3 separate regions of the Homo sapiens genome follow, and all the other regions are linked to region 1. Evidence: chromatin loops called from intact Hi-C (ENCODE). Cell type or tissue: IMR-90. All regions are shown on one strand.

The links. Peaks named below come from ENCODE experiments on the same cell type or tissue, not always from the same donor. Only the 100,000 strongest peaks of a DNase experiment are listed, where the experiment ranks them.
Region 2: it touches region 1 in a loop (2.5-fold over the local background); 3 of 110 quality-filtered maps call a loop at or near these places.
Region 3: a loop joins it to region 1, with 2.1 times the contacts of the local background. A loop is called at or near these places in 12 of 110 quality-filtered maps.

The regions. Positions count from the first base shown.
Region 1 is chr14:29,922,624-29,930,623 of GRCh38, forward strand. PRKD1 (protein kinase D1) reads right to left here and starts at 5,224. Exons shown (of 18, transcript NM_002742.3): 1 at 4,626-5,224. The coding sequence starts at 4,889. LOC105370429 (a long non-coding RNA gene) reads left to right here and starts at 5,504. Exons shown (of 3, transcript XR_943703.2): 1 at 5,504-6,488. In IMR-90, CTCF peaks have their summits at 4,595 and 5,384; DNase peaks (open chromatin) are centred at 2,668 and 5,068; H3K4me3 peaks cover 3,014 bases; H3K27ac peaks cover 1,899 bases.
Region 2 is chr14:29,633,758-29,641,757 of GRCh38, forward strand. It overlaps PRKD1 (protein kinase D1), which reads right to left. Exons shown (of 18, transcript NM_002742.3): 5 at 4,937-5,147; 6 at 4,732-4,809; 7 at 2,533-2,737; 8 at 661-784. Among named protein-coding and RNA genes, the nearest start is that of PRKD1, 290 kb to the right of the region's middle. In IMR-90, no CTCF peak of the experiment used is centred here; a DNase peak (open chromatin) is centred at 3,864.
Region 3 is chr14:29,818,735-29,826,734 of GRCh38, forward strand. The region is part of intron 1 of PRKD1 (protein kinase D1); the gene reads right to left. Among named protein-coding and RNA genes, the nearest start is that of PRKD1, 110 kb to the right of the region's middle. In IMR-90, no CTCF peak of the experiment used is centred here; no DNase peak of the experiment used is centred here.

The sequences.
Region 1 (8,000 bases):
CTGCAATCCCAGCACTTTGGAAGGCTGAGGTGGGAGGATTGCTTGAGGCCAGGAAATCAATAACAGCCTGGGCAACACAGTGAGACATTGTCTGTATAAAAAAATTATAAAAATTAGTCAGATGTGGTGGCACACACTTGTAGTCCCAAACACTTGGGACGCTGTGGCAGGAGGATCACATTAGCCAAGACTTTGAGGCTGCAGTGAGCTATGATTATGTACTGTACTTGTAGTCTGGGCCTTATCTCAAAAAATAAAATAATAAAAATAAAATTAGAGTACTAAAATTATATTACTTAAGAATCACTTAATAGGCCAGGCCCAGTGGCTCACACCCAGTGGGATTCCTTAAATCCCAGCACTTTGGGAGGCCGAGGTAGGAGGACCTCTTGATCCCAGGAGTTCCAGACCAGCCTGGGCAATATGGCAAAATACCATCTCTACAAAAAATTTAAAAATTAGCCAGGCATGGTCACCCATACCTGTAGACCCAGCTACTCAAGGGGCTGAGGTGAGAGGATCACTTAAGCCTGGAGGCCAAGACTGCAGTGAGCTGTAATTGTGCTACTGCACTCCAGCCTGGGCAAGAGAGTGAGATTCTGTCAAAAAAAAAAAAAAAAAAACACACAGTAAAATGACAAATTCTATACTTCATCATTAAATCAGAAATCAGTAGACATATAATATAGCCAATTATAAAATTGGAATAAAAATATATACACCTAAGCCCCAAAGACCATCATTAGTTTAAAAGGAGTTTGTTGGTCCAGGTGAGTTGGATTGATCAAGCACCTAATTACTTTCGGCTTTCTCAATCTATGTGGAATGTGTGGAGTATCTAAAATTAGTAATAAAGAGAAAAATGACATCACAACTATTAAGAAAACAATGTATAATACAATTAAAGTGAAACAATTACAAGCAAAGTAATGCTACTTTCAAACCAAGGCACTAACCTTACTTCTTTAGTGAGCTATCTACTTAAAATCTCACTGTTAAATTTCTTTAGCCAAAAGATGATTCTGAAAAGTGAAACTATATGCCAGGAGTCTTATAAATGCTATTACTCCATTTAAGTACATTTAAGAGTAAAATATCAGTTGCCTTTCTAATAAGGTAATAACCAAAATGAACAATCATATTAATGGCATCAAGCATCCCTAAAGAGTAACACAGCTCATTTGAGGAAAAAAAAAAAAAAAAAAAAAGTATGTGTGTGTGTTTGTGTGTGTGGTAGATAAGTAGATGATGTACTATGAAACCAAACTAGCTCTTCCTCTGGAATTTTTTTCCTTGCTTTAAAACAATTCCTCCTCAGTCTACATATTCAAGGTTTCTTTGACAGTAGAAAGTAACAGTGTTTCAAAGTGAAGTCAATGATTGTTATTATTTTTTACCCTCCTGAAAACAATAACCATGTACACTAACAGAATACATATCTTTATATACAACCAGGCTTCAACGTCACACACTTGCAAACTAAATAAACAAACATAATGTAAATAAAACCCTGGATCAATACTTTCTAAAAAGAAAGAATAACATATTATATAGCCATACATTGTTACATACAAAAAAGCAAGACTAGATTTTTCACCTAAACTAGAAGATGAAAGAAATAATTCTTTACTTATATAAGTCAGTATATACTTAGGGTACGTTATCTTAAAATAAGTATTTTTTGTTGAATTACCATCACAATGTTTCAAGTACAATCGTGTCTGCTACATAATTAGAGAACAACTATACTCTAAATTCTAAATAATAACAATAATAATTTACAGGTGAGTTTCTCAGGGAAACTTATGCAGCCTTGTACACCTCAGTTGCTCATCCCAAAGGAAATGTCCTGTGATGTTACTGAAACTGTCAGCTAATATTTCCAATGCTCGTATGATCTATGTTAGTACTTAGGGAGCTCCTGAACAAAGTGAATGAAAAACTTCTTAACACATTTAAAACAACAGATGTGGAAGACTCAGAAAGATCAGGAGAACCTTCTGCTGTAAGTTCCACACGACTTCAGCCCACATAGTAAATTGTAAATGATTTCAAACCCTCTGCTCTCTCCTGAAACATCCAATCCCCAAACTCCTGTCATCCTTCCTCATAGCTGACGTCCTCATAAGGTACTTCCAAAAAAAAACTGAAATAAAAGACAAAAGAACTCCCTCCCACTTCCTTAACTCCACACTGACACTCTGCCATTCCTACTGTCACAACACACAGAGATCCTGTATCCTGTGATGGACCTTCAGCTCTCTTAATTTTGTTTCTGCTGGGATAATAATATATTCTGAAAGAGATGACAAATGACAGAGAAATTGAAAAAGTCCTCTGTCCAGAAACACTATCCAGTATATATTTATTTACAGTATTCTGTATATAAATAACCCTCAAGTTCACATCTATAAATCTAACCCCAACTTTTTTATAACCTAAAAAAAAAGTGAGATCTTTACCTTAACTATTCCAAACAGTCAAACTTTTCAAACTTCTTTGAGAGAGAGAAGAAACTACTAGAATAAATACAAAAGGAAAGGATTCCCCTTATAAATCAGTCACCAATCAGGGCTGATGATTTTCCCTTTCCAGTATTTCTCCCAGTCTCTCCCCCAAGTCTTGACTCATGTTCCAACTAGCTCATGACTGAACTTCGGTGCTCTTTCTGCCATAACATTTTTGGCATTCTAAAACCTCCATACAGCAAATCCATCTTTCAGATGTCCTTGGTATGATGTCGCTATGAAAAGATTACTGAGGCTTCTAGCAATTTGAGTTTAATTCAAGGCCTTTTCATAACTGTACTTCCCTTAAATACCCAGGCCACCACCTGCAGGCCTGCTGCATTCCATAGGTGCTTGCTGTCCCTCTCCCTCTGCTCTCGTCTCACTCTCTCCATGTAACACGCCCCTTGGTAGCTTCTGAGACACCTGGAATTCACCCTCCATTTAAAATCCCACTACCAAACCTCTTGAACTAGGCATCAGTCTCCCCATTCTGAACTCCAGGAGGAAGTGGGGGGCGGGGTGGAGGGAGAATTCAAGCTGGTCAAAACAAAGTCTATCAATATTACTTTGACCCAATTTGAATATTCTCTGACACTACTTCACTTGCTTTAGAATTTAGAAAAGTTAAAATTGTACAGAATTACCTTTGCTTTTTGAGAAATTTTGTTTTACATTGTATACGTGCTTATGAAGCATTGCTGTTTCATTAACTGGTCTGCATCCAAATGGAGAGGATTGTATACAAGGCTTTCACAGTGCCTAGGAGTGCTCCTGCTGACCCACAATAGACATTCCACAATACTGATGTGGAAAAGGAGCATGATATGACTTACATCAGCATTAGACAAAACGTGTCATTTTCTTGGAAGTTGCAAACAGTTGACATTACCCGTAATATAAAAGTAAATTTCCATAAATAAATTCCTGGCACTCATTGTTACCTTAGTCTAGAACTTTCACAACTTTCTAGATCAGTGATTTTTTTCCACCTGGAGCTTTTAACATTCCTGTGCTCAGTGCTGCAATTCACAACCCTTAAGATTTAGCAAACTCTGTTACAAATAATTTAAAGAAAGCAATTCATGATTATTCAAGTGATAATTAGAAAGCAAAAGGAGTGCTAGCCAGTCCTCCAGGGCTGAAAAATTCAGCACCTTTAGAGACCTCTGTCTCCACTCCTGAAACGCTGGCTGTTTACACTAAGAAGACTGGCGCCATGGCCCCCTCTGCCTCACGTCTGTATCACCCCCTTCCATGCAACATCCATCTGGATGGCTCCAGAGGCAACCTGAAAATCCAAATTGCTACTGTAAACAGTGGTGGGTGGGCTGAGTCTCCTCTGGGGGTGGCCTGGCCCCGGATAATGACCCTTCTAACCTGCCTTCAGTGGCCGCTGTCCAGAGCCCCACAGCCTCAAACTTAAGGACACAGCCAGCCTCGGGGTGTTCCTGGACATCACCCCCACCACTTCAACGTCCTACTATCAGCATCCCGGGAATGAAAAATAGGAAGGTCGCAACTTTCAGGTTTTGTCGTTGGAAAATGTGTTTCCATGCTCATACAGAAGTGGAACTAAAAGATGACAAGGCCTTGGGTACCTGCACTCCTGGTCAGTTGTTTTGACAACTGGCCGAGTCAATCACACTCTCTTAAAAGCTTATCTGACAGGTGAGAAATTCCTTGTCTCCAGGTCATTCCGGGGGCACTCTGGTGCAGGAAGGAGGATTCCTGCACCAGGAATGCGCTGGTCCAGGGTCCGTAGGGGAGAGAGGGGAAGAAAACTGGGAAGTCTCAAGGACAAGGAGGGGCGCGGCGAGGAAAGGGCAAGATACCTGGAAATGTCATGAGAAGGATGGAAATGGGTGAGGAGGCGGCGGACTGGAGAGAAATCGGTGAATAGAGGAAGATGGGGCGAGAGGAGGATGAGCAACAGCGAGCGCAGCGCCTCGGGTTGCAGGCGTCCAGCCGCGGCGGGGCCAGCCGCTTCCAGAGCGCCGGCGAGGCTGGCGGCCAGCCGAGCCCCGGGAGCCGGAAAGTTGGCGCGGAGAGGGCCAGCCGGGCAGCGCCCCCTGCGCCGCGGGGAGGCGCCGGGCTGGCAGCGGTGCGGCGACTTACCTTCTGGTCGACAATGGAGCAAGCCATCTCGCGGACGTGCGCCAGGCTGTAGTCCCCGGACGAGTCCTGCAGCAGCAGCACCGGCTCACGGCTCAGGCCGATCTGCAGATGGAACGAGATGCCCCCGACCGGGGCCGCGACAGGAGCCAAGAACGGCGCGGGCCCGGGCCCGGACCCTGGGACCAGTGCGGCGGCCGCTGCGGCAGCTGCCGCCGCCACGGGCAGCAGCGGACTGGGCGGCCGCAGGACCGGAGGGGCGCTCATCGCTCGGCGGGGCGCAGGGCCGGGCAGCGGAGGGCGGGGGCTGGCGGCGCGGCAGCAGGAAAGTTTTGCAGCCGCTGAGCCAGGAGCTTCTTTCTCCGAGAGCCCAGACGGAAAATAAAAACTTTCCGGAAAAGTCCCTGGGCTGGGGGAGGGCAAGGGGATGAGGATCGGGAGGGGAGGGGACTAAGGGGAGGAGATGGGGAGGAGGGAAAATGGCCGAGGCGGGAGGACTCTGAGGCCCGGAACGCGGCAGCCGGCTCGGGGCCGCCGGCACTGGGGAGGCGCCGCCGCCGCCAAGAATCTGCCGCCTGGCGCGCTCGGAAGGACGGGGCGACGGGTCGGCGCGGCCCGAGCGCCGGGCGGGGGCCGGGGCGGGAAGGGGGCGTGAGGGGCGGGGAAGGGGAGCTGGGGGCGGGCACTGGGGAGCCACCACCCGGCGGGCGCGGGAGTCGCAGGAGCAGCGGCCGCAGTGGCCGCAGGGTGCCCGGTCGCCGCCCCCTCCGCCCGCAGTTCCCGGGGCCTGAGCCTCCGCGAGCCGGGATAGGACCGAGTGGCGGGGCTCGGAGCCGCCTCGGCAGGCGCGGCCCTTCCCTCCCTGCAGGGATTCCCGTCCTCTCGGGTCCCGCTGCCCCGCCCCGACTGCGGACGGAGTGGATGGGGTGCACCGCCTCAGACCCGCTTCCTGGGGTCGCGAACTTCCCGGGCCCCAAGGTCCCTGCCACCTCTTCCAAATGCTGGAGGACTACGCACTTCTACAAGTGAGGTGACTTTTGAGGAATTCAAGAATGCTGATCACAGCGGTTCCCCTTGGGTCTTACCTTCGGAGGGTCAAGGGAGGATGGGTCATCTGGAACCCACTTACATCCAGGCCCCTCTGGGAGCCCTGGGGTTTGTGGCCAAAGAGGGTAGGAAGCCACTCCACAGAAAGGGGTTTAAACTTGTCTCTACCCTTTTTGTCGCTCTGACGCGCCCTTACAGCCAAACCTACGTACTCCACCCCAGCTCCTAAGGCACCGGATATACACAGTGATCTAAGGAGAGGGTCGCTTTGGAAAGAAAAGGCATTGACTGCCCAAGGGCAGGAGGGAGGTCTGATGCGGTCTCCTTTCCTTTACCTTATTCTTTGCGCCTGAAGTTTCTACTTTGGAGCTTCAGAAACTATTTTCCTTCTCCTCTATCAATCTAAAGTCTGTTATATAGGAGCAGTGCCCCCAAGTCCACCTCAGCACCGCCACCGTCATCACAAGCACAGCCATCAGGATTGGGCACAACCTGCCCTAATTTGGATCGCCGTTTATTTTTACTGTTGTTTTGGCAGGGTGGGGATTGCTTTACATTCGCTGGAGATGAATTATAATTCTCCCCTCCAACCAGGGTGGGCTTCATGGGTGTGCGACTATGCAGTTGTATAGGCCACAGCTCATAAGACCCGTGTTTGGTTTAATATTCTGGGACAATAGTCTACTGTCGCTGTTTTGTTCTTCTTCATAATTTTTAATCAAGGAGTCTCACATTTGTATTTTGCAATGGGCCACGCAGATAATGTAGTCAGCTTTGCCTCTCTCTTCGCCACTTCCCTAGACTTTCCCCTTCCTCTGCGTAAGTACACACAAACATACCTAAACAAACATTTTGTATTTTGTATAGCTTATTTTGTTCTGTTTTATTTATTTATTTATTTATTTATTTATTTATTTATTTATTGTCTTAACTTCTGGTTGTGGCCCAAGATATTGCAAGGTAGCTTCCTTTAGAACCGTGTTCCCAGGGTCAGTAATGGAGCCCCAAACACTGCAAGGCTGCACAACTGCATTGAAGAGACTTGAATTTATTCTCTGAATGTGATGGTTTGATAAGGTCTACCTGTGTTTACATTTTCCCTGCATAGTTACTTATGAGGTGGTCCTCTTCATCCCTGATACAGGTAGGTAATTTTCCTAATGTTCTAGACTCAGCTAATCTAGGAAAATGGTGGAATTTTTCTTGATGAAATGCCTTTCTGAATTCTGAAGGAGGTTTTTTTCTTTTAAATGTCCGAAACTATACTTCATTTTCTTTGAAATCAGAATAAAGTTAATATTCCACAGTTTTCTATTATCAAAAAAAAGCTTGCTGGTCAGTTTACAAGAGACTTACAAAAAGCTAGTTTCACTTGAGATTCAAGAGCGCTGAAGACATTCATGTTTTATAGATATCACAACTGCATGTTGAGGACTTCTCTGTTCCAGGCACTGTACTGGCACCAGTTGCACAGCTGTGAAGACAGGTGGTCCTTGCCCTAAAAAGATCACAGTGAAAAGGGGAGGGGGGATGGAGTAAAACCACAAATGATATTATTTCTAATATTCATAATTGCAATGAATTTTTTAAACCCAATGGCGAAGACAGTGACTTGTGGGAGGAGGGATGAAGAAATGGGCACTGCTCTGGACTGGGAATGAGAGAAGACTTCACTGAGAAGTTTACATTTGAGCCAAAATCTGGATGATAGAAAGGGTAGACTTCAGAAGAACTAGGGGAATAACATTGTAGGCATAGGTAACAGAGAGTGCAAAGACTCTAACACAGAAATATATTTAACATTTTCAAGGCATAGGAAAAGAGGGGCAAGTGCGTGAGATGAGGTCAGAGAGCTAATAGAAACCAGGTTACCAGGAGTCTTGAAAGCCATGGTAAAGTGTTTTTATTTCAATTCTCAGTGCACTACCAACCCATTGGAAGGTTTTAAAGCAGGGAATAATAAGATTAATTAGCATGTTTTAAAAGATTACTCTGGATTTTGTGTGGAATATAAGAGAAAAGAGTAAAAGTGGAGACACTGGGTAGGAGACTATTGCTGTTTTTGAGTCTAGAAACACGGGTTAGACTCCTATGGTTGTAGAAGAGATGCTAAGAAATGGGAAACTGCAGGCTCTATGTTGGCGGAAGTTCTTGCTGAATGAGTCAGAGATTTACAAGGAGTGAGAGAACAAGGGTGTCACAAAAGACTCCCAAGTTTCTGAGCAATTGGACTGATGGTGGTGCCAATAATTGACACAGAAGATAGAGAGTGAGCAAGTTCAGGGAGAAATAAGATTTCTACTTTGACCATGTTGAGTTTGATATGCTGCT
Region 2 (8,000 bases), 290 kb before region 1:
TCTTCTCTCTCTAACACAGATGGTCGAAATTATAGATAGATCAATTAGGTTATAGGTGTCTGCTTATCTGTAGTGATCCTATAGGTAAGAGATGAGAAAAGCAATACAGTAACAGAAATCAGTCAATTGTCAACTTAACTTTGAAACGTGAATCAAGTTGTTCTCTCTTACGTACGTACACAACCTCATTCCTCAACTATTAAGAAAATCTCAGGGTACAGGATTCCAATGTTCCTGAATGGGTCAGTTCTTCAGGGAAAACTTAGTTAAGGACTTACGAAGTATAAGATAGTTATCACTGTTTTATTCTCTGCCTAGAATGCAGTGTTTCCTATAAAATTCTAAATTGCAGTGAAGCATTCTGAAAGCACATACTGTGGCTTCCACAAGTGCTATAAAATGGCAGGTAGACATCTCAGGTAATCAAGGTCAATGAATTTGTTTGCCTGAAATTGCTTTCCACACTTTTTCCTAACTTCGTTGCTTGCTCAACTATATCTGACACCCAGAGACTGTAATGCACCTTACCTAATCCCGTGTCATGCCTGTGCTGAGGTTTACTCTGAGTAATGCAGAAATCTCACAGTCCTCACGGGACATTAGCAACTCCTCTAATTAAAGCTAGCAAGGCAAGAGAACATTGTTCCCTGTGGATCTTACCAGCGTGTCCTTGCTGGTGTAGTGGACCATCCATCCTTCTTTCATGACTGTGCTGCTTTTCCTCTTCGTGTGTTTGACAGACTGCACTACCCTCATGAGTGGGATATTGTTGCTTGTTGATGGACTTGAGAAGTCAAAATATTGTAGGGAAAAAATGTTTTCAGGTACATTTTATGTATTTTCATGCATAAAACCTTATGTCAGCTAATCCAAGTGAAACTTTACAAAATTCACATCTCATGTTTAGTAAAACGTATTGTCAGGCACCATGGTTCTGAAAGTGGGTTACTCTGAAGAGTGATAGGCACGTTGTTTGTACACCTTAAAAAATCCTGGCCGGGTGCAGTGACTCACATCTGTAATCCCAGCACTTTGGGAGGCCGAGGCGGGTGGATCACGAGGTCAGGAGTTCAAGACCAGCCTGGCCAAGATGGTGAAACCCCGTCTCTACTAAAAGTACAAAAAAAATCAGCTGGGCATGTTGGCGGGCACCTGTAATCCCAGCTACTTGGGAAGCTGAGGCAGAGAATTGCTTGAACTCGGGAGGCAGAGGTTGCAATGAGCCAAGATTGTACCACTGCACTCCAGCCTGGGTGACAGAGCAAGACTCCATCTGAAAAAAAAAAAAATTCCCAAGGCTGGGTAATAAGCACCTCATATTTTGGGTTGAACTGTATGGTGTTCAGTTTTCAGGTAAACCTGAGGTAGAGTACTTCTTAGTCTACTGAGGCCACACTATTCAGACTCACACATGAAAGCTTATTTGCTTATTTATTTCCTATTATAGGTACATTATCAATCATTTAGAGATTACATTATTCAACATGAATTTTTAGTTTCTCTGCATAATGTCATAAAAATTGGAATCTGCTAGTCTCTGTTTCTTCCTCTCTTCATCCCTCCCTCCTTGTCCCCCTTCCCACAACATGAATATATATGTAATTCCCACCACTGCCCCCCGGCACCATGCAAACTCTTTGGTACTAAAGAAGTGTATGTCTTCAAAAGACAGGTCACAAGACAATTATTTCCCACTATTTAAAAAATGTTCATTATGCCATTAAATGGAAAAAAACAATCATTTTATTGCTCTACTCTCATGAACAATTTGTTTGTCAATAAACATGGCATTCGTAAAATGGACACAAAAGTTTCAATAGGCTTTATAATATAAATCAGAGACTAGGAAACATTTTCTGTAAAGGGCCAGGTAATAAATATTTTAGTTTTTGCAAAAGACCTAACTTTACCAATATAGTGCAAAAGCAGCCACAGACAATATGAATGGACAGGCTATGTTCCAATAAAACTTTACTACAAATTGGGCAGCAGTCCAATTTGCTCTGGTGGCCACATTGTGCTGACTCCTGATATAAAAAGTGGGGATCATCCAGTAACCAAAAGCATAATTAAATAACAGATATAAAATTGCACATACTTCTGAAATAATATCAAGAACAGTGAAGTGTACACAGACTATGATATTTGTAACAGGGGCCAGCTAATAAAATAGATGATTTCTGCTGAGTTTGATCTTGATTTTTGTTGTTTCTACACAATGAGCTTCAAATTAATATTAACTTAGTAATAAACTTGTGGATGGCAAACATGAGCATCTCTCACATGCAAAAAAAAAAAAAAAATAGTTCAATGAATGAGGTGATGCTGGGAAAGAATGGCAACCACACTTCTCCCAGGGAACCCAGACCTCCTAACTTCAAAGGCTCTCATTTACAGCACGCAGTTCATTCATATAAAAGTAAACGTGCACTTCACATTTCTACTATAATCTATTAAAATATCAAAGAGGTTTAAAGAGAAAATACTGCCTGGGGTTCCCCTGTTGGCTGAGGCTGGGAGTGCTGCTCTCACCTGATGGTTCTGTTGGCGTCCTCGTGGTCTGGGTCTGGATCTTGCATCTCGCCACTGTCGTTCTGGCACTCTGCCATTGCCATCTCTGCATCTTGGACCATTGCTTCTTCCATATCATCCATGAGCCCACTGTTCCTTTCACTATCATTGTCATCACTCCCTTCTTCCATGACCACATCAGACTCTGCCCCAGGGCTAAGCAAATCTAGAAAATTATTTTCACCCATGAAGATAAGCCTGGAATCTTGGAGCCAGGGCTTAAGAGACAGTCAGGTGATCCTAAAACAAATCAATTGGAAGCCCCAAAGAGGTAGTTCTGTGATGAGTTTATTTTTTATTTTTTAACTTTTATTTTAAGTTTAGGAGTATATGTGCAGGTTTATTACATAGGTAAACTTGTGTCATGGGGGTTTGTTGTACAGATTATTTCATCACCCAGGTATTAAGCCTGGTACCCATTAGTTATTTTTCCTGATCCTCCCACCCTCCAACCTTGAAGGGACCCCGTATGTGTTATTCCCCACTATGTGACCATGTGTTCTCATCATTTACCTCCCACTTATAAGTGAGAACATGTGGTATTTGCTTTTCTGTTCCTGTGTTAGTTTGCTAAAGATAATGGCCTCCAGATCCTTCCATGATTTTCAATTTCCTTTTTTATTTCAGTTTATATGCATCTGAGTTTATGAGAGGTTGAACATGTAATTTTATAGGTAGATGCTCGTTTTCCGTTTTCCCAAGCCTGAAAACATGAAAAGTCATGAAAAACCTTGGAAGGAAGCCAAAGCTGGGATAGAAGTAAAATGCTAGAAGGCAAAGTGATACCAGGCCCAAGTGACTGGGAAGCTGCTCATATTTTAGAAGCACAGCCCTGGTGGGAAAAAAAAGTATGTAAGAGGATGACAGAAATTTTCACATGAAAAAAGATTCAAGCCACTGATTCTTACTATTGGAGTAACTTTGAAAATCACGAATTCCAATATATTAAATTGGTCACATAGCTGCAGCTTTTAAATAAGACATTTGATATTTGAAGTAATATTGAACCTGTCATTATACAGTTGATGGTAATGGCAAAAATTAAAATTACTTACTAATGCAAAGTACTCATTTTAAAATGAAAATACAGATTAATGAGAGACTCTAGCCTGCCAAGCTTGGAAAATTCACATTTTACCAGATTTTTCTGAATGTATAAGAAAATAGAATTTCAAAGTAATCAACAACATCAAAAACTGTTCTGTATCCCCTTAGTTATAGTTATCCAGTACACACTGACATTCCCTGAGCCTGAACAAAGTCAACACCACATGCCACAGAAAGTGGGACGATCGCCAAGCTTTCAATTTTGGCAGCTAATTCATGAATCTCCAAGCCAGAAACAAGTGTGACAATGTTTTCCTGGAGAGCTCTTCCTTCTTCTTCTTTTAGGTACAGTATATATTTCTTCTAGAGAAGAAAGTTCTAGAGCAAAGATAGTCATTCTTCAGCTTCTTAGCAACAAAAATATTCAACTGAAAGTATCTGTGATCTTTTACAGCCATTTTCCTTTCCAGAGGAATTGGAAAACTGGTATCAGGCTAAAGGTATAAAGACCACTATCTGCAGAAAAAGCTAACCTGGGATTCTAAGTCAAATATTTTGGTAGTGATCCATTAGAATGCTACCCAAGAAGAAAATGTAAGCTCTTTGCTTAAGATATGGCATTTTTCTTAGCAGTCCTTCGAAGTTAATTTATACAGTTAGAGTTTTCTTGAAGGAATATTGCCAAATACAGAAAATACATCTATTTTTTTTTGGCTGACAAAGTTCCTTTTATTATTAAAGATGATTGAAATGAGAAGGACAGAGGAAAAGAGACTGAGAGCTATAACTTGTAGGCAGCCCAACAACATCCACATTTCTGGGCAAACTAGGATAAGAATATAAGATAATAAAACTGGGAAATAAATTATGGCTACCCAAGTTTTCAATACTAGCTGCTCACCATGTAAAGATCATGAAAGGGTCTTTGACTGTTATCAAAACTCCATGGATGCTTTTCTATTGTAAAGTAGAACAAACACTGGCCATAATTTACTTTAGACTGTGTCTGAAATATCTGAACCAAAACCAAAACCAAAAACCCTGACTAAAATTACATCACCACACTCTCTAATATGGAAGAAGCACAGACATGACAGCTGATCTTTTACCTACCTCCATTAATGGTCACTTCGCCAAGGCAGTTGTTTGGTACTTTCGGTGCACAACGTTTATGGCAGTTGAATCTGCAATCTAATCCCAGTGATTTTCAAACAAAACAAAATGAGAATTTGTCATAAAGAAAAGTGGTAACCAGAAAATACTTATGTCAGATGAATGAGGGTGATCAAAGTTCGACAGGTGACAAAATCATCCTTACCTTTGCACTGCAAGCCCTGCCTGAAAAGCCCCTTCAGAAGCTTCTTGCAGTACTGGCACACTGTGGGCCGGGTGTAGGAGTGGATGACAAATGTGTGCGGCACTTTAACTTTAGACATCAAAATCTTGTCAAGGTGAATTGGTCGTCCAATGTATGATTGAGAATTTGACCTCTTCTCTCGACCAATAAACGACTCTGATGGTGATTTTTGCTACATTTTGGAAAACAATAAAGGAAGCAAGATGTAAGAGGCTATTTGATTTATATATTTATATATTTTAAGATACCGGTTTACTCTTGTATTTAGTACTTTGATGTTTAATAATATGAAATCATACTGTATTTCTGTTAATTAATATAATTTACTTGCCTTCCCCATTTCTATTTGAGTTACCTTGCTTGTATAATCTTAAAAAAAAAAGAGAATTGGAGATCAGAATGTTTAAACATGATTTCTAGGTCTTTCAAATAAGTTTTTGCTTTAAAAAAGTGGTTTTAATACAGAAATATAAAGTTGGAGTCAAATAAACAGTGCAAATATTATATCATTGACATTTTTTACAGGATTACATTCACATGGTTAGAAAATGCAAGCATTTATGAAAGACAGAAAATGAAAAGTAAATGCCTCCTGTTTGCCCTACATGGTACTTCATCGAAAAAATGCTGTAATCCCAGCACTTTGGGAGGCCAAGGCGGGTGGATCATTTGGTGTCAGGAGTTCAAGACCAGCCTGGCTAACATGGTGAAACCCGTCTCTACTAAAAATACAAAAATTAGCTGGGTGTGGTGGTGCTCGCCTGTAATCCCAGCTACTCGGTATGCTGAAGCAGGAGAATTGCTTGAACCTGGGAGACAGAGGTTGTGGTGAGCCAATATCGTGCCACTGCACTACAGCCTGGGTAACAAGAGTGAAACTCCATCTCAAAAAAAATAAATAAATAAATAATAAAAGAAAAAGAAAAAGAAAGAAAGAAAGAAAAAAATGCCTTACAGTTCCTTTGGATTACCTAAAGAAAAAAATAAATATGATTTTACATTTTTCCTCAGCCATACAATAAAAGATTTGTATTACTGGAAACAGAACGAATATACTATAAGAGGAATATAAAAGTGGATGTTTTGGATGTAATTTTATCTCTGTGTACTCTTGCCCATCATTTTAGAATTATTTAATCAGCCCAGTATATAGATTTTTAAAAATTAAATTAACTAAAATTAACCATGTTTTCTATGTTTTTGGATAATTTCACAGTACCTTTGATATCCTGGGATATATTTGAGAATCGTCAGAATAAATGTATTTTAGAATCATCAGAATAAGATAAACTGAATTACTTTTGAACCGTTGTTATAATTATGTATCTCATTTATATATCTTAGTTATTAAGTTCCTACTCTAGAGCAATAACTGTATTAGGTGCCTTAAAAGACAGGCCTTATTACCTACAGTTGAGGCATCTAAGCTCATAAAGTTTAAATACATACCCCTGGGTCAAATGCTAGTAAATAGTGCAGCCAAAATGTGAACCTACATTTGTTTGCCTCCAGAGCCCTTGTTTTATCACCATACTCAGTTAATTTCTAATTTTAAATGATTACTGATAAGACAGCAATAAATCACATTTACAAAAAATTTCTATCCTTTTCAATCCCTATCTGTACCAAAAGGTTAAATACTATTACCAAAAGTGAAAACTATTATTTCCAGATTCACTAGCTACAGTAAAAAGAAACTTAAAATGAAGTTCTACACAGGAATATTAGGCCTACAGTTACATTCACAATTACAATTCCATAAAGAAAAACTGTAAAGCATAATTATTCTGGAAAGGTTCAACTCTTGCAGATAAGTCTAGGGAGATTATAAAAATAGCCAAAGGTTTGCCAAACCAGAATCATGAATATATTGAATAAATACTTTCAATGGAATTAAAGAATAATTAAATCCACAGGGTAAACTCCCTGTTCCAGTGTCCTCTAGTAACTGTAGCCAATGGGCCTGTTTTAAGCATAGACTAAAATGAAAATATTTTTCCATAGTTGAAAACTTTTAACACTCAGAATAAAAGATAACCTGATGTCACACTTTGTTAGCAGATTTAACATGTTCTCAGATTTGGGAAATCCTATGAAAAGCTGGACAAATCACTGTTCAGTTACATTCCTTAATTTAAGATACCTAATTGTAGGCTGTGCTAACAGAGCCAGTTTGACATTTACTATACCATGGTGCAAATTCATTAGAAAAGCAAGAGGGAATCTAGTAAACTGAATATTTTCTTTTCATCCAACACAAACACTGCCATAAACTACAAGAACTATAATTATTTTTGAGAGGTTATTTCATTTATTACCTTCAAGGGCAAGATTATGTAAGAAATTTAAAAATATTCCAAGTTTAGGAAAAAGAAATTAGCTGTCACTCTGTAGCCCAGAGACTATACCACACACATTTTCAGGCAATAATGAGATTTACACAGCCAGCCACATGTGTCCTTGGCACAGAATATGTAATTTATAGTGTCAACTATGTAATTTATAGTGTCAGAAATTAAGATTTTAATAGCATTAATAAAGAGTGCCCTCATACCATTCATGCCATTTTAAATTTCAAAATCAGATAGCAATCCAACCAGACTTATCACTACCTTTTCTTACAGTCTGAAATATGTCATTATTTTCAATATGGCCCATATTTCTAAATGAAAAAGTAAAGCTTTACAATCTTGACACAGGGTGCATGCATAGTAACGTATTTTGTAGAAATTGATTTACTGCTGGAAGGAGACTGTTTGAGTTGTTTAATTGTACTAGATAATGAACACCTTGGGAAAGCGAGAGTGGAGAAGCTGACTGAAGTTCTGTTTTCAGTATTCAATTCTATGTTTCTGGGAGTGTATACACACACATTTGCATGTGCTTTCCCTAACATGAGGCAAATCTGAAGTGTGAAAACAAAAAAGTAAGACTGGGTCATTATCTGATGAGTCCCTAAGCGCTTATAGGGTTTTTATCCTTCCTTCAATCAAAAATGTAAAACAAGGACTTTGTTGATACATAA
Region 3 (8,000 bases), 100 kb before region 1:
TAGTTATTTACAAAATATTGGCATATTCAATCTGTTCCTCTTAGATGTAAACTTTTTTTAAAATGATGTTCTATTTCTAGGTGAAGTTTCATAAATACTATCAATTTACTCTAAGAAAATTAAGTAATAACTTTAATGTATATAGTAGATATACTAGATATAGTAATAACCCATTAGTACTTTAAGTCTAACTACCAGTTAGTTTAAGAAAAATAAGCAAAATCTACTGACCTATCAAATCCCAAAATAAGAAATTTCTTATTAAAAGGGGGTGGGGGTACACTGTATTCTTCAAAAAGTCAATGTCAGAAAATACAAAGAAAGGCTGTGTAAATGTCTGCATTAAAGGAAAATAGGGAGACAACAACAAAATGCAGTGTCTGACCCAAGGCTGTATCCTGTACTGGAAGGAAAAATATAATCTAAAGGAAGTTATTGGCTCAATTGATAAAACTGAAATATAAATGGTAGGTTAAGGTACTTTATCAATGACAAATTTATTGATATTGATCATTGCACTGTGGTTATATAAAACAATACCTGATCCTTAGGAAATACATACTGGTGTGGAGAGGTGCAAAGGGCCATGGTGCGTAATATCCTCAGACAGTTCAGGAATTAAAAAAAGTCTGAGACAGAAAGAGAGAGAGCACATAAATAATAAAGCAAATGGGGGCCGGGCGCGGTGGCTCATGCCTGTAATCCCAGCACTTTGGGAGGCCGAGGCAGGCGGATCACGAGGTCAGGAGATCGAGACCATCCTGGCTAACGCAGTGAAACCCCGTCCCTACTAAAAATACAAAAAATTACCCGGGCGTGGTGGCGGGCGCCTGTAGTCCCAGCTACTCGGGAGGCTGAGGAAGGAGAATGGCATGAACCCGGCAGGCAGAGCTTGCAGTGAGCCGAGATTGCGCCACTGCACTCCAGCCTGGGCGACAGAGTGAGACTCCGTCTCAAAAAATAAAATAAAATAAAATAACATAAAATAAAATAAAATAAAATAAAGCAAATGGGGTAAAATGTTTAGATGAATCTAGGTAAAAGCTAGAGGAATGTTCTTTGTGTTTTTATTGTTGGCAAATTTTCTGTAAATTTGAAATTATTTCCAGATGAAAAGTAAAAACAACAACAATGAAACACTATTGACCTGAACCAACAGTACGAATTCAACTCCATGAAGGACACAAAAGCAGAGTCCCTGAAGTTTGCCCTCAAGGTATTGATATTACTTTGTAGACTGTCACAGACATTCAAGTCTCAAAAGATGTTGGTCCACAGAGAGTGCCAGTTATTTCTAATATGAAAGTCTCTCCAAAAAGATTCAGCCACTATAAACTCAGCCTCCACAATGAGAAGGTGAGGCATATCCGCCCTAAACACAATGGATACAGAATCATAAGGACACCCCATATTACCCCTGGAAATAAGGTTCATTCATACCACCAATCTAGAGGCAATACTTTCTGGCTACTACCCGGGTGGTCTGACTCAGTGAATATTTATTTAATGCCTACTATGTGCAGGCACCAGGCTATGTGCTAGGAAAAGATTAATAAACTTTGGCACTAGCCTTAAAGGAACTCACAGGCTAAGCAGAAAAAAGCACATACATTCTGTAATTAAAATAGAATCTATGAAATGCTGTTGTAACAAAGGTGTGTACCAAGTGTTCTGAGAAGGCTTCAGTGAATAGATGAGACCAAACATTTTTAATTATTCAATAAATATTTACTCCGTGTCAGAGAAAAGAAACTTAAGGATGAGTACGTGCTCTCCTAGCTGACAGGAAAAGTGAGAAGGGAATTCCAGGTAAAATCAACTAATAACACAAGAGAATGGCAGGAAGTCAACCAAGTAAAGGTGTTTTCATTGAATAATAAGCAGATCAGTATGGTTGGGAACACAGCATCTCCTGGGAATATGGATAATGGGGAAGACAAACCAATTAGGGCCAGATGCTGAATGGCCTTGTATAACACGCTAAGGAACCACAAGACAATCCTGTGGAGGGAATAGTAGAATATTTTCAACAATAAAAAGGTAAAGAAAGGGAAGGGAGAAAAGGAATAGCAGTTAACATGTAATTGCCATAGTCTTCAAATGTTATCAGAGCTTGAATTGAGACAACATCAACAAGGAAAGAGGCACAGATGAGGTGGAATGAGTTGTACTCAGCAAACCCACTGATTGTGTAGGATGAGATGTAATGGGGGAATGAGGTTAAGATGATGCAGCTTTCTAGCTTAAACTCTGGAAGTCATTAACAGTGATGGAGAGAAATGGGAAAAGATGAAGTCAGCTTTGAACACACTGAGTTTGAAATTCGAGTGTAGTATGCTTAGAAATGTTCAAGAGACTTTATAATTACAGGAGATACATTGAACTTCAGAATAGAAGTTAGGGTAAATATAATGAATTTTTACATGTTCACAATAGATTTTAGGGTAACACTGAGGATAATTAAATACATGACTGTGTTCTTGTATTCTCTAAGGTAGATTGTGTAGATTGAGAAGACAGCTAAGATAGACATCTTAAGACTGTCAGAAAGATATCAATCTAAAGGAAGGAGAATGAACAGCAGCCAGAATTCCGTGGTAACTCAGAGTACACAGCTCTTGGTATGTGGGTTAGGTACTCAGTGACCATGGTTCCACTAACATTCAATTCACTAAGGTCTATTAGTGAGGCACTGGATGCTTTGCTAGATCCTGACTATGATATTAGCCTGTTTTCTGTTCTATCTGAATAACATACTGACTTTTAAGTTTGAATAGAGACAGAGTTCAAGTTAAGTTCTCATTCTATTCACTCTCTCCTTACACACTGAATCGCAAAATTAAACAAAGGACTTTATTTTAAAAGGAAGCATAATCAGGGACACACTGGAATTTTTATAGACATTCAGGGCTTATAAAGCAACATAAAGGAAAAAAGGTTCACAAACTAATTCTTGAACACATTCACCCTCTTTTAAAAATTACTGATGGGCAAAATATCATAATAAACCATTGTTAAAATAATACAAATGTTCTGATTGCAACATGGCAATTCTAGGCAATTCTGGGTTAAACAATAGCATCCTCCACATGAATGCCTGCAGATGCACAGCTGAGACCATGTGTGCCTGCACACACACACCCACACACAACCTCCTCAAGCAGACAGACTCCACAGTCAGAGCAACCTTTTAAACACTTTGCCTTTATCACCCACAGAGACCACCAGTCTAGTGCAATCATCTACCCTCTCATAGAGACCGTGATACCTGTAATCAGTAACTCAGCACAGCGACCAGGTTTTACAACTAACTCCATGAACCAATTTGTTTCATATTTATTTTTTCTTTTTAAATTTTATGATTAATGCACTGCCCAGATCTTCAATGTTTTTGGCCTCCCAGGTCACTATGGAAAGCAATCTGTTTTTCTTGTACAATCATTTGAATAAATAATGCTCAGTCATCTGACTGCAAGTCTTCATTACACATGAGCTATAGAAAATAGTCACTGACAGATCAAGTTTAGTAGCTTCAAAACAAATTACGCAGAACGATTTCTATAGAATCCTTCAAGTGGTTTCTTCAGAAGTGATCTGAATTTCATCTTACGGGCATTGCACAATTTTCCTTTTTCATTTAGTGAGCATTTCTCTTGGGTCAATATTCACTTTATGTCTTTCTAATTCAGCAAATAAAGGCTCAGATCCAAAATGGCTTTGCTGTTTGTCTAGCATGTTAACAGAGCAATAATTATTTTAGTGCTTCAATCTGGACAGTCAAAAAGATGACCTTATTTTGAACCTCCTGTAAGAGAGACAGCACTGTTTATAAATAAAATCTCATGCTGAGAAATCCTTAGCTTCCTAAGGAAGAAAGCAATCACTGTGTTTGCAGGCAGCTAATGTTCTGCCCTTTACTTTAGGTACATAGTATCTAGATTTTCATCAACACTTTTAAAAATGTAGATCTAAGTACAGAATCCTGGGTTTTGTTCATGCATATCTGGAAACTATTCTGTTTAGGGAATATCCCACAAGCAGCTAGGACGCAAAAGGGACATTCTTTACTGATTCTTTTTACAAAGAAAATACTCCCACAGTTCTTAGTTCAGTCCCACAACATTCTTAAAGGGATACCTAACTAAAGAAGAGCTAGATATTTCTGTGAAGAATCAAAATGTTTTAAAAAAAAATTCTCCAAAGAAATTTTAAGGTAAAGCCAAAAGTAAATTAACAAAAGATGGATTGAAAATTGGAAACAATGCAGCCAGGTTTAAAAGTCACATTTTGAATTAAACAGGCCCCAACTCTAACATTTACAGGCTAAGTGACCTTAGACACGTTGTTTGATTTTGCTTGGACTCCACCTGGAAATAACTGAATATACTATGTGTGAATCAACTAAGCCCAGCACTGAGTACCCATAGGCACTCACTTTCTCCTTGGCTTTCCATTTGATACTGTAAATAACAACATCATTAGAGAATTGTATAATTTTCATATTATGCGAATGTGTGGTTTGGTTTATATTTCAGTGATTACTTGCCAGTCTGTAAACAAAGAATATCACAAAATATTCCATTTTGATATATGTTAAATTACCATCACAAGTGAATTCACAAGCTGTTATTTTTAATATTTGTTATTCGCAGAGCCTATGTTTTCCGAGAATAATGCAAAAGAAAAACCCATTCAAATGCAAATGTTAAAGTATATATTTAATTAATAAATATAAACAAGCTCACAATTTTAAAATATCCTGGGTCCTGACCCCATTGAATTGATAGCTCTAAATGACAGAATCATTGAATGAATACTATATTGCCACTTCTTTTGTGCTACAAATACAAATACAAAACACTCTTTAATGGAGCACTGTCCTCATTATACAACCGACCACTGACATAAAAGGCAAGAAGGTTAAGCCCACTTTTGAAAAGCTCTTAAGTAACAGGTCAGAGGACAGAAACGTTAGGATGAGACCATTATAAGTTGTTGATAGAAGAGGAAAGATAAAGTTTTTAATATTTGATTCTCAATTGTAAAAATTCCAAAATATTACATTCACGTTAATAAACATTTTTCATTTGAATGATGAATAGCCACCTGCTGAAGTCGAAGAAACAGGAGCTCACTCCTAATTGAAAACAGCAAGATTGTGTGTATTTCCCATTGCGTATTTTGGCTCTCCAAATGTTCAATTTGAGAACTCTGGGGCTAAGCCTTAGAAACACCCCCTGTTCTCCAGAAGCTGACACATTCTTCGGACACACACTGCATGCATTCAGTATAATTAGAATACGCACAGTTGGAATGCAGTGCTTGAGGCCCTTGCATTTTTAAATCAGGTTGTGTGAATTTTAAGTGAGTTATCAGCTACGATGAGGGTCCAGCAATTCTGTATTTGAAAGGTTCTTAAAAGGAAATAATAGGACCCAAATGTTCTAATGTTCCTTTATCATTTCAGAGAAACAGCCTCTGTCACACTTGCTACCTTCTGCCAAAGTCTACAAGGATCAAACTTAGTGGTAGCCAACTAAGCTAAATAATGCTTGTCCAAGTTTCTAAAACAAGTATTCATCACTTTCCATTTATGAAAATTAGAGGTAAGAACTATACTTTATCATTTTGAACCACCACATGATTTAAAAAGTAAACTTAACTTTTAACTTTCCCATCCCCCTTGGAAACCCCAACCACCACTTTTTAAGTCACAGGAGCGGGAGCAGCATAGTGCCCTCTTTCCTTACCTGATAAATGAGATCTCTCAACTGGAAGTCAATTTAGAATCAACATCATTTTCTATTCAGGGCCCAGCACCAATATTCAGGAAAAAATTGTTAGGCTCTCCAATTATAAACAGTGTGTCAAATGATCTTTCAAAAATGGTACTTGAAAAACAAACAATTTGGCTGACATCAACAGAATATATTCATACGCAGGAAATTCACTCACTATACTGATGAAACTATTCTATCAGATACCCTGTTAAATACATTCTTTACTGCTTACCAGTCTAGGCCAGTGATTTGGAGATAGTTATGAAATCGGCCATATGAAATCTCTAGGTATATCCTTGAGGATATGTCTTACTTATATATATATATTTTTAATTAGAGAGCCTTATGATTGCAGACATTCCAGCATTTGTCAGTAATGATGACACCATATTCTTTCACTCAACTGGACACTAACTCAGTAGATACCTACTTGTCAGTAGACTGAAAAGCCAGATAATTATCACCTCAATAGAAGATCCTTTCAGATTAATGCTGTATTTCATGGAAGGATTGGAATATCCACGCTTCAAATTTTTATTGGGTATAAAAATTTTCCAAAGAGATGTAAGACTTTTAGTTCAAAATCTAGTGAACCGCCAGTTTTCCTTAATGTGGAATTCAAAGATATGTGGTCTTTCTTGAGTTTCAGAAGACAGATTTTCTCAGGTTACATGTGCCAGGAAATGTGATATGTACGAAACATGAATACTTACACAGTCAAAAGGGCAAAATAATGTATAAAAGACTGTTTATTTACAATATGATAGAGGTATGCTCAGAAAGGGGTATTATGTGGCAGATATAAGGTCTGCAAAGTAATTTTGAGCTGACACTTGACAGACTTTAAGACGTAGTCACTGGTCAGGTAAAGGGTCATATATTTAAATGTGTGTGTGTGTACATGTATGCATTTGTGTGTGTATGCTTGGAAGAAGTCACTACCATGAAGCAGGAGAAATTCACTCTAGTAAAAGTGGCACACATTTCAGTGGGGTCGAAGATGTAAAGTAGATACTTGCCACTTCATCAAAGATGATTTACAAGTTTATACCAAGGTATGAACCTAATCCACAAAGGGATCATTATTTAAAAAAATGTAAAGAGGATAGTGACATGGTTTCAACTGCATTTTAGTCCTCTTAGTTAGAATTGAATTTTAAGACCTGGACTGTTTATCAACTGTAACTTTCCAAATAGGCTCACCAATATTTTGTCAACATAGTGGTTTTTGAAAGATATTTTTTTCCTATCCAGTTATGTTAAACTAAATTATGAGAACAAATTATATTGTTCATTTCCTCCTCCTCCACTATACAGGCAGGCAAGCCCCTGCTTTCCATTGTTTTGAGGGTTCTATTTTTCCCCCACCAAAACAAAAATGAACACCTATACTTGGGTTTTGCTCTCTAAAACCAAGGCTTCTTGAGAGTACTATGCTAGGTCTTCATAGACAGGGGATTCACAGAGGAAAAGAAGTTATGCAAAAAAGATACTGGTACATGCATGTTTATAGTAGCACAATTCACAACTGCAAAAATGTGGAACCAACCTAAATGCCCATCAATCAATGAGTGGATAAAGAAACTGCGTGGTATGTGTGTGTGTGTCTCTCTCTATATATATATATGGATGTACATATATACACACACATATATATGATGGAATATATATATACATATATATGATGGAATATATATATACATATATATGATGGAATATATATATACATATATATGATGGAATATATATATACATATATATGATGGAATATATATATACATATATATGATGGAATATATATATACATATATATGATGGAATATATATATACATATATATGATGGAATATATATATACATATATATGATGGAATATATATATACATATATATGATGGAATATATATATACATATATGATGGAATATATATATACATATATATGATGGAATATATATACATATATATGATGGAATATATGTATACATATATATGATGGAATATATGTATACATATATATGATGGAATATATGTATACATATATATGATGGAATATATATATATACATATATATGATGAAAATATATATACATATATACATACATATACACACACATATATATGTGTGTGTGTATATATATGTGTGTGTGTGTATATATGTGTATATATATATACACACATATATATACATATATACACATATATATATACATATATATACAC